Regions from separate parts of the Homo sapiens genome. Here all the other regions are linked to region 2. The links are chromatin contacts, found by Hi-C or POLR2A ChIA-PET in ENCODE. All regions are on one chromosome and are shown on one strand. Each heading gives the region's core, a stretch centred on a gene start or an enhancer-like site at or near the end of the contact. The rest is flanking DNA. Distances are from core to core; before and after follow the strand shown. Region 1 holds the start of SNX11 (sorting nexin 11). Region 2 holds the start of TBKBP1 (TBK1 binding protein 1). Region 3 holds the start of CDK5RAP3 (CDK5 regulatory subunit associated protein 3).

Evidence for each region. Hi-C counts contacts between places; a loop is a spot of excess contacts on that map. ChIA-PET counts read pairs that join two places held with the same protein, here RNA polymerase II (POLR2A). Pooled maps may share reads with other maps.
Region 1: a loop to region 2 is called in a map of tibial artery, with 4 times the contacts of the local background. The contact joins the promoter of SNX11 here to the promoter of TBKBP1 in region 2. A Hi-C loop is called at or near these places in 1 of 168 maps with a recorded cell type or tissue (tibial artery) and 4 of 50 pooled maps. POLR2A ChIA-PET finds 5 or more read pairs at or near these places in 2 of 52 experiments (SK-N-SH and naive thymus-derived CD4-positive, alpha-beta T cell).
Region 3: a pooled map shows a loop between it and region 2 (3-fold over the local background). The contact joins the promoter of CDK5RAP3 here to the promoter of TBKBP1 in region 2. A Hi-C loop is called at or near these places in 3 of 50 pooled maps. POLR2A ChIA-PET finds 5 or more read pairs at or near these places in 2 of 52 experiments (GM10248 and Panc1).

Annotation. Positions count from the first base shown.
Region 1 is chr17:48,105,996-48,109,464 of GRCh38, reverse strand. It overlaps SNX11 (sorting nexin 11), which reads right to left and starts at 1,699. Exons shown (of 7, transcript NM_013323.3): 1 at 1,627-1,699. RefSeq lists a silencer at 1,534-1,693.
Region 2 is chr17:47,691,833-47,695,410 of GRCh38, reverse strand. TBKBP1 (TBK1 binding protein 1) reads right to left here and starts at 1,250. Exons shown (of 10, transcript NM_001394755.1): 1 at 1,217-1,250. RefSeq lists enhancers at 1-134, 135-814, 815-1,495 and silencers at 592-651, 902-1,031.
Region 3 is chr17:47,969,365-47,972,672 of GRCh38, reverse strand. CDK5RAP3 (CDK5 regulatory subunit associated protein 3) reads right to left here and starts at 1,560. Exons shown (of 14, transcript NM_176096.3): 1 at 1,521-1,560; 2 at 1,266-1,311. The coding sequence starts at 1,526. RefSeq lists an enhancer at 571-1,198 and a silencer at 1,620-1,909.

The sequences.
Region 1 (3,469 bases), core at 450-2,949, 410 kb before region 2:
AACATGGTGAAACCCCTTCTTTACTAAAAATACAAAAATTAGCTGGGCATGGTGGCGCGTGCCTGTAGTCCCAGCTACTCGGGAGACTGAGGCAGGAGAATCAGTTGAACCCAGGAGGTGGAGGTTGCAGTGAGCCGAGATCGCACCACTGCACTCCATCCTGGCAACAGAGTGAGACTCCGTCTCAAAAAAAAAAAAAGAAAGTTTCAGTTGTAACTGTCCTTAAAAACACTGGGCTGGCCCAGTGGCTCACGCCTGTAATCCAACACTTTGGGAAGCTGAGGCGGGCAGAACACTTGAGGCCAGGAGTTCAAGAACAGCCTGGCCAACAAGGCAAAACTTCGTCTCTACTAAAAATACAAAAATTAGCTGGGCATGGTGGCACAGGCCTGTACTCCCAGCTACTCGGGAGACTGAGGCATGAGAATTGCTGGAACCCAGGAGGCGGAGTCTGCAATGAGCCAAGATCACACCACTGCACTCCAGCCTGGGCGACAGAGCAAGACCCTGTCTCAAAAAACAAACAAATAAACACTGGAACAAATACAAAAACCTAGACACCAAGTAGTAATTTCTAGCAACCACTCTTCTCCATTAGATTCCTCCCCACAGATACCACTCCTCAAAAGAAAAAGCTCAGTTCTGCCTCTGGAGAAGCAGCAGGAAGTTCCTAACTTTAGTTCTCTGATCTGGGAGATGGATCTGTACTTCATCCAAATAAGGCTAGAGTCAGTGACCATAGCTAGTTACATAACTTAGTGTTAACTACATTTTCTGGGCCCTTTCAACCACATCTGAAGTTTCCTTTACTTTCTTCACCTGTACCAGCACCAGTAGCTCTGGTGAGTACCCGATTGTTTGCTGTTTACAAAGTAGATTCATCGTAAAGCTTTCTAATATAGTAACAATGCAAGGCTTTAGTCTCACCATTTATTTTCTCTCCCATTTAAACAACTTCAAGAGACAGGTTAAGAAACAAATCAGGTGATAAAAGTAGATGGAACTACTGAGACTACCGTCCCTTCTTACTCAATCTTGAGCCTTTAGTGCCAGATGGCAGAAAGCAATTCAAAAAGCTCTCGCTCCAATTATAAATATCACAGGTACTAAACAGAGGAAGCTCCCAGTTCTGACCAAGCTCTGTGTGATCTCAACCAAGCAGTTATGCTCCATCTTTTTGTCCATCTCTAATCGTACGCCTTTCACTTGGAAGGTAAGTAACAAAGGCGACCACAATCTACCGCCAAGTCTCCCGTGTCCACGTAAAATACTCGCCATTGCCCCCAGTCTTAGCCATTTAAGTAAATGTCCCCAGAGTCTTTTACTACGGCCACTCTTTCTCCATTCTCAACAAACTAGGACCGAAAGGTCCACATGGTCCTTCTTTCTTTCCGATTAAGCTTGGGGGGTAGGAAGTGAAAGATACACTTTGAAGGTAAACTGAAAAGCCGGGTTTCCTTTCTTGGATCCCGAGCAAGCCCTTGCCTTAATCCCGGGTGGTAAGAGAGTCCCTCCCTAGGATGTAAAGCGATGCCACCATCCCGAGTGCCACTACTGACGCTCAAGCCCACGCCCCCTCACAGGAGAGCAGCACCCACTCCCCAGGCCCCGCCCACGCCCTCTCACCTGAGAACAGCACCAGCTCCCCACAGCGACACCGCCCGCGCCCCACCATATAGCCAGATCACGGCTTCTCCTTCCGGGTGAGTCGCCGGTGCCCCGGTGCACGACGGGAGACGCCCCAATCCCGGGTGCCCGGGACGCCCCGCCCCTACAGGCCCGGGCTCTGAGTGGGATTCCCGCTTCCGAATAGCGCGGCTCCGCTGGCCAAGGCCCCGGACTGGAGTCGGGATCCCCCCTCCACTCACTTGGGACGCCGGAGAGTGCACGCAGGTGCCGGGTGAGGGACGGCGAATGGATATCCAATCCGGGGCCGCGTTCCGCCCACTGTCAGGGGAAGCCAATCAGCGGCCAGGGGGCGTCAGCGACGGGCAGCCAGTGGGTCCCGGGAGCAGAGGGGTGTAAGGGGGTTGTTACTCTTGTTCTCGCTATGCGAGGGATAGTCTGCAGTGTGGGAGGTTCGGGGCTTTAGGAAGCCCACATCCCTGGATCCTCACTAAGTCCCGAGAGCCACCATTTGAACCTCGTAGTTTGCTGTTCCCCAGCGGAGCTATCAAGGGGACTCCGATTCAGATTCGTAAAGCCACGGACCGATTGTCAGAGTGAAAGTCAGACTCGAGAGGGTCCGGCGACTCAGATTGCTCACACCGAAACAAACTCGAAGCAATATCATGCAGCTAGGGAGCAAGAGAAAGCCGTTCAATGTGTTGGTGGTCTTTTAACAACTTATTTAAAGATAATTTCAGCAAGCCTAGCGCGGTGGCTCACGCCTGTAATCCCAATACTATTAGGGAGGCCGAGGCGGGAGGATCGCTTGAGGCCAGGCTTGAGACACGCCCTACCAACTTAGGGAGACCCTCGCCTCTGCAAAATATTTTAAAAATTAGCCGGGCATGGTGACACGCGCCTGTAGTCCCAGCTACTCGGGAGGCTGAGACAGGAGGATGGCTTGAACCCAGGGGTTCGAGGCTGCAGTGAGCCCTGATCACTGCAGAGCAAGACCCTGTCTGAAAAAAAGAGAGAGAGCTAAAAGGAAGAAAAGAGAGGAAAGAAAAGAAAGGGGCCGGGCACAGTGCCTCACGCCTGTACTTCCACCACTTTGGGAGGCGGAGGCGGGTGGATTACCTGAGGTCAGGAGTTCGAGACCAGCCTGGCCAACATGGTGAAACCCCGTCTCCACTAAAACTACAAAAATTAGCTGGGCGTGGTCATGGGCACCTGTAATCCCAGCTATTCAGGAGACTGACACAGGGGGATTGCTTGAACCCAGGAATCGGAGGTTGCAGTGAGACAAGATCGCGCCATTACACTCCAGCCTGGGAGACTCCATTGTAAAAAATAAATAAATAAAAAGGAAGATAGCTGGGTTCTCCTATGTGCTTCCCCTTTCTCTGTTGTGCTCTGTTGTTTTGGTACATTAAGAAAATTCAGCCTTATATAGCTATGTAGTTGAGAAAAGGAAGAGTATTTTTAGCCTTCTCAAACAATTCTGAATACTCTTCTTTGATACTACCCAAATTCAACAAATGGTAACTTTTCTTTGCTTTTTTGAGACAGGGTCCTGCTCTGTTGCCCAGGCTGGAGTGCAGTGGCAGGATCACAGCTCACTGCAGCCTCAACCTCCAGGGCTCAAGCCATCCTCCCTCCTCAGCCCTTGGAGCTGCTGGGACCGCAGGCGTGTGCCACCATACTCGGTTAATTTTTAAAATTTTTATACAGATAATTTTTTAAGTTTTTAAAATTTTATACAACATAGAGTCTCCCTATGTTGCCGAGACTGGAAGTGTTTATTTATTTATTTTTAAGTACACACCACCTTGGAGATGGAGTCATTTCTTAAAGGTTAAGT
Region 2 (3,578 bases), core at 1-2,500:
CCAGGTGGAAGGGGACGCGAACGAATTCCCAAGGCTGTCTCAGGGTGCCCGCGCACCGGGAAATGGGGAACCCTACGAGGGGGCAGGAATGACTCAGGCTCCCGAAAGCAGGAGTAGGCAGTGAGGGGGTGCGTGTGTACTTCTCTCGGGCCTGGTTATGAATGTGTGTCTGGGGTTGGCGTATGGGGGGAGTGTGCGTCTGTGAATGAGTGTAGGTGTGTCAGTCAATGAGTGCCTTCGGGGTCGCAGGGGCGTCGGGACGGAGTGGGGCAGCGACCAGGAGGCTGGTGTGTGCACGCGTGCGTGAGCGCGTGGGCAGGGTGGCACGTCCGGGCCGCGTGTCACGTGAGACGCGAGGGGACTGTCCGAGGTGTGTGCGCGCGCTGGAGCGTTATGTGCACCCCGGAGAGGGGGCTCGGCAGGGAGCTGTGAGTTCAGACAGCGGGGCCCCCAGGTCGGGCTGCAGGAGCTTGGGGTGCAAAGGGCTCCGGCGCAGGCTCCAATTCAATCCACCCCCCCCCCTCCGCCACCCACAGGCCCATCTAAGTGCCAGGGAAACGCGAGTGACTGGGTCTGAGTAAGGAGTGTGTGCGCGCGTTTGTAGGGCCGGCCCCACCTTTAACCCTCTCCTTCCCACGCCATCCCCTCCCCCCAGCTCCGCGCGCCAGCGCTTACCACACCCCCCCAGACCCCCGCCCGCCCCTCTGCGCCCACCCCGCTGGCGGGGCTCTGTCCCCGAGGCCGCACCACAAATGCCTCCTTCCTCCGCATTCCTCTCTGGGCCCAGCGCCCGGGTGAGCGCAATGGAAGGCGGCTGGGGAAGGGGTGAGTGCCTCTGTCGGCCCGGGCCCCTCCTGCGGCCCCTTTAAGAGCCGCCCTTTAAACCCCTTTCGCTCGGCCGACAGAAATTGTCGCCCCTCCCCTCTCGGGGGCCGAGACCACGCAGCCCCCTCCCCCACAACCGGCCGAGCCCTGGGCCCCCGGACACCCTCTCGGGGCCGGGGAAGGGGCTCCGGGAGTGGCGCGGCCTGAGGAACGGCGGCGGAGGGGGACGCGAGGGGATGAGGGCGGCCGACACCGGACCCCTTCCCTCCCAGCCATCCCGTGCGGCTGCCAGCCGCCCTCCTGCCGCCTCCTCCTGCCCACCCCGCGACCCCTGGGGCCCAGCCCGGGCGCCGCTCCCCTCCCCCAGCCCTAGCCCCAGCCGGGGACTCACAGCTGCTGCCGGTTCCTGCTTGTAATCGCAGCTTACCCCCTCCGCCTGCTCCCTCCCCAAACGGGCACCAGTGCCCCCACCCCCCTGGTACCGCGCTCTGCTCCTCGCCCTGTCGCCGCCGCCGGGTCTCTCCCCACCCCCCACCCCTCCCCCCAACCCCCTCCCTCCCGTCCGCCCCGCTCCTCCTCCGCCGCCGCCGCCTCCTCCGCCTCCTCCTCCCCGGCTGCTCCGGGTTTCTCCAGCTGGGAAGGCGCCCCGGACCCCGCCGCTGCCACCACCACGTGGCGAGAGGCGGCGGCCCCTACGGTGCGGCCCTTCCTGGCAGCGCGCCCGGAGCCCACCGGCTCCCTGCGGCGCCAGCGGCCCGCGCTGGCGCCCCCTCCCCGACGCCTCCCGGCGCAGTGTGGCGTGGTGGCGTGTGTTGGGGGCGTCTGCGGTCAGTGCAGGGGCCCGGCTGATGCTTTGGTTGTTTTGGTTGTTTAGTTATGGGCTGTATATTTGGGGAGGAAGTGGGGCTATTTATCTGGCTTTTTTTTTTTTTTTTTGGTCTTTGCGCTTTTGAGAAGGAAATCATTAGACCTGCTCTTCGTTGCTCTTGGTAAAAGGGGCATTGCTGCGATAAATACATTGAACATAGGGTACAGAGAGATTAAAGCTGTAACTTCTTTGGAAGTGAGAGTAAACTAAGGAGGTCAAAGATTCATTCATGAAGAAGGACAGCCATCTCCCTCCCCACACACCACTCCCCGGCCACCCTCAAGTACCCACAGGTCAGGGAAATGAAGAAACAACAGATGTCACCCTGTGCACAAAGATTATTTGAGCACCTGCCAAACTGCTGGGCAAGAGAAACAAGTTTTTTGCTACTTTCCTGCTGTGTGACCTTGGGCAAGTTACCTTAACCTTTCTAAGCTGGAGATCATGCCCCACCTAAGCACTCTCATGGAGGAAGAATGGGGATCAGAACTAAATACAGCAGCCTGCGAATGCTCAGGAAGTGTTAACGATGTCATTTTGAGTATTGCCTGGTGGATTAAATAATGTGGACAGAGGCATGGTCAGCCTAGCTGCAGGTAGAGAATGATCAGGGGAACCCTGGAGCACTCTGGCTGAAGAGCATCCTCTGTGGACAGGGAGGCAAAGCCCGGAAGCAGGGGATAAGCTGGGCGGGGGCTTTTGGCAGATTCAGCCTTAGCTGCGAAGACTGCTGGGAACCTGAGCCTACCTTTTTGGCTCCTGAGGTGGGATGGGGGTGGGAATCTCCGAGGGGGAGGATGGAAGGAAAAGGTTTCTTGCTCTCTCTGAGCTTTGAAAAGCAGCAGCTGCCATCTTTCCTCACTGCTGGGAGAAAATTGGACTGAGAGGTGAGCTTCTACCAGGAGAGCCAGCCAGAGCTCTAGACTCATTCTCTTCATAGAAGGGGGGATTCTCAGTGGCTTCCTTCCTCCTCCTCCTGCTGGGTTCCCTTTCAGTCTTTCCTGCCAGCACTGGCTCCCGTTTGTAGTCCAGAACAGGAAGGCAGGTCAGCCACTTGTTCTCTGAGGCACTAGCTTTCTCTGAACCATGTGGGATGACCTATCTACCCTCTAGATATGAAGGCAAACCAGTGGGGACATCTGTCACCCCACTAATCCCAAGGGCTAGGCAGATGTTCCTTTCCCTAGTACTCCCCAAGATCTCTTCTGAAGCAAGGGACCAGGCAAAAGATTGGAGGCTAGACTAGGAGGTGTAGGGTTGTCTCTGGGACCCTCGGTGACCTTGGACTTGGCCACAAACAGGACCCATAAGACCAACTGGCAAGCCCTCCCTCACTGGAAAAAGGGGTCCCAGGACCCTCTAAGCACACACTGTCTGGGATGAGTCATCAGCCCCCTGCTGCTGCTTGGATGCTCAGGGCCTAATTGAGTCACCTGGCAGGGTGCAGCCAAATGCTTCTATCCTTGGTTCTAGGTGGTTGGTGGCAAAAGTCCATTAGGCCTGGTTTAGGTGCCCTAAAATCCTCCCCCTCCCCCAATCTGGACCTGATCTCATTGCATTCTCCATTTCTAGTTCTGCTGCTCATACCAGGCAGTTCTGAGAGCAGAGATTATATCCCATCCATCCTTGTATTCTAAGGTGCCCTGAGGGTTGGTACCTGCTCGTTGTATATTTATTCGGCAAAGATTTCTTGAACATCTATTATGTGCTGGGTGCTGAGAATACAGTGCTGAACATGTCTCTGACAGGTATACATGTCTCTTGCTCTCTTAGAGCTTGCAGTATGGTAGAGAAGTCAGAAAAATAAAAAGATGAATAAGTAAAACCACTAGAAATTGTGATAAAGGACCAGGCACAGTGGCTCATGCCTGTAATCCCAGCACTT
Region 3 (3,308 bases), core at 311-2,810, 280 kb before region 2:
AACCCTCAATGAATGGTGGTCATTTTATTGGTCCTTTTCATGACCAAGAACAAGCTCACACACCAAGACTGCACATGGGCTGAAGGGCCAGTACAAATCTGAAGGGAGGCTAAAGAAGCTTCCCCCGTGACCACCAAGCAGGACTGACTAAATGGCACTACAGAGTGGTGAATTCAGAACTTGAACTCTGCCAACCGGTCAAACGCTGGGGTCCCACACTAGTATCAGTTATACTCTCTCTGCTATATTCCTGTAAAGTTTTCAGAAAGAAAAATTCTGTTGATGTCACAGAACTAGAAGCAACGGACTGGGGTAGTCAAACAGACACCATCTTAAGGACAAGATTGGCATCAAATCCATGAATCCAATAAGCATTTTAAAATGCCAGGAGCTGTGTGATCAGATGAAGAGGCCTTCCCTGACTATGAACTGGGGAGGAAGTATGTAAGCCCCATACAGACAACCTGGAGATGGCCTGGACACTAAAAGGTTTTCATTTGCAACTGGGTCTTAGGTCCCTCTTCCTCCTAAAATCAAGGGGGAGGTGGAAGCTTTTTAAATGAGGTTTTTTTTTTTTTTCCTGGCATAATGCAAAAGGCATGGACAGTGGGTCAGACAGACTTAAGTTCCAATTCAGATGTGCCACTTAGTGGTTGACTGTTTTTTGTCTTCTTTTTGAGATGGAGTTTCGCTCTCGTTGCCCAGGCTGGAGTGCAATAGTGAGATCTCTGCTCACCGCAACCTCTGCCTCCGGGGTTCAAGCAATTCTCCCACCTCAGCCTCCCGAGTAGCTGGGATTACAGGCATGTGCTCCCATGCCCGGCTACTTTTTATTTTTATTTTTTTGTATTTTTAGTCATGGAGACATGGAGACAAGGTTTCTCCATGTTGGTCAGGCTGGTCTCGAACTCCTGACCTCAGGTGATTCGCCCACCTCGGCCTCCCAAAGTGCTGGGATTACAGGCATGAGCCACCGCGCCCGGCAGTGGTTGACTGTTTTTAAAGCGAGTCATTTATCCTGTCCCTGAATGATACGATAACATATGTTATTAAAGGAGAAAACGCAGGTCAAACAGACTGTACATATGGTTCGTTCCCGCTGCTATCAGGGAAGCAGGTCTGGCCACAGATGGGGCATAGAACGAGGCCAGTGGTCAGCATCTCGACTCAGGCTTTCAGGGGTCAGAGCTCCCGGCTATTGGACACAGGGGGCAACGCACAGGCCTCCCCCCGACAGCCAGCTGCGCGGTGGCGCCCCCTCCTACCGAGCAGCTTGCTGGTCTGGATGTCGATGGGCACGTGCTGATGGTCCTGGCGGGAAACACGGTGAGGAGGGGGGCGTGAGCGCGGAGAGAGGACGTACCACTCGCGCGCTCATTTCAACGTCCCAACCACCACCCTGCAGGGCCAGAACGGGGCCAGAGCGATGGGCTGGGTTGAGCCGCTTCCGGAGGGAGACCGGAGACACAGGTTAGGGGTCCGCGGCCAGTCCCCAGCACACCCAGCTCCTGTCCCCACACCTCCATCTTTCCTCCACTTCCGCTTCAGGCTGGAGACTGTGGCCCGCCCCGCCCTACCACCAATCCAGTGGCGTTGTGGCCGAGCCTCCGTTTAGACACAAACGGGCATCCTTCGGCCACGTCGCCGCCTTCCGTACAGCCAATCAGGGTTTACGCTCCACTCAGGCCTCAAGCCCCGCCCACCCCAGGCTCCGAATGGCTGAGCTCGGGAGGGGCGGGAGAATGGAGACAGCCAATTGGAGACGCGAGGCGGGCTCAGGGCAGGGGACGGGAGGGGGTGCGCTGCAGCGGCCGTGGGATTGCGACAGGCGGCGCTCGAGAGCCCAGCCTGGCAGCCGCTTCCCCTGGCGGGCACTGGGTCTTCTCCACGCAGATTGAGACGTCTGCTGGCGGGGTCCTAGCGCCGATCTGGGAGGCCGTTGCAAATACCTTCTTCCCTCCTTGCGTCGCTTTACCATCCAGAGCAGTGTGCAGGTCTCTTGTGGCACTTGTCATGCTTTGCCTCCTCATTCAGTTTCTCTAATAGACATGGTTGAGCACCTGCAACGTGTTGGGCGATTAGGGCAGGGAAGGGGAAGGAAGAGAGTCGGTGAGACGTCCCAAAGAGAACACCTACATTGAGTCTAAACGAAGAGCTGAAGATAGCTGGGTGATGTGGGAAGAGGAGTTTTAGGTGGAGGAGACTACACAGACAAAGCTTAGGTGGCCACAAACTGCAAGAGGGGTGCAAGCAACAACAGGCAGGCAGGACGGGCAACGTAATTTGTGAGGTCCAGTGCAAAATGGAAATGCACAGCTGCTTGTTACAAAATGATGAAGAATTTCAAGATGAAGTCGGCTCCGCGGGCAGGCCAACCTCTATACCGTAGATGGTTTGAGGCAGCGAGTGGCTAGAGGAGAGGCTGTAAGGGTGGAAAGGCCATATCAAAGGGAGACTTATTAAGGAACTTGGACTTCATCCCTTCAGACAGAGGAATCACAGAAGGGGTTTGAGGCAGGGAGGAACCTGTACAGATAGGCTGCTGGGATGATGGATGCATGGGAGATAAGACTGGGGACAAGGAGGCTGGAAGGAGGTTGTTATCGAGGGATTATAGCCTGAGCTGGGACACAAGATATGAGGAGGAAGGGGAAGGGCTGGATCTGAGGAATATTTAGGAGGAAAATGTATAGGACTTGGCAATTGATTGGCTGTTTGGGTGGAGGAGAGAGACACTAAGGATGACACCTAGGTGATTAGGTGGGAACCACCACCTGAGACAGGGATGCAGGATGCTGAGCAGGTGTTGGGGAGGAGGGGGTCTAGCTTTGAACCTAGTCTGGCAATGCTGGGAGACCCCCAGATGGAAAGTGTGCAGAAGGCACTTGGGTCTATAATTTTGGAGTTCGAGGGAGTTGTCGGGGCTGGAGATACAGCTTGGAGAGTCACAAGCTGGCTAATCTGTGGTCCGAGTGGTGGCTGAAGCTAAGGGAGAGTCTGAGATTGGCCAAGAAGTGGGTAGAGTAAGGAGGGAGGGTAGGCTGAGGCCAGATCCCCCAGGATCTCACAGCGCTGGGTATGCCTTTTCTTTTTTTTTTTTTTTTTTTTTTTTTTTTGAGACGGAGTCACGCTCTGTCGCCCGGGCTGGAGTGCAGTGACACGATCTCGGCTCACTGCAAGCTCTGCCTCCTGGGTTCACGCCATTCTCCTGCCTCAGCCTCCCCAGTAGCTGGGACTACAGGCGCCCGCCACCACGCCCGGCTAATTTTTTTGTATTTTTAGTAGAGACGAGGTCTCACCGTGTTAGC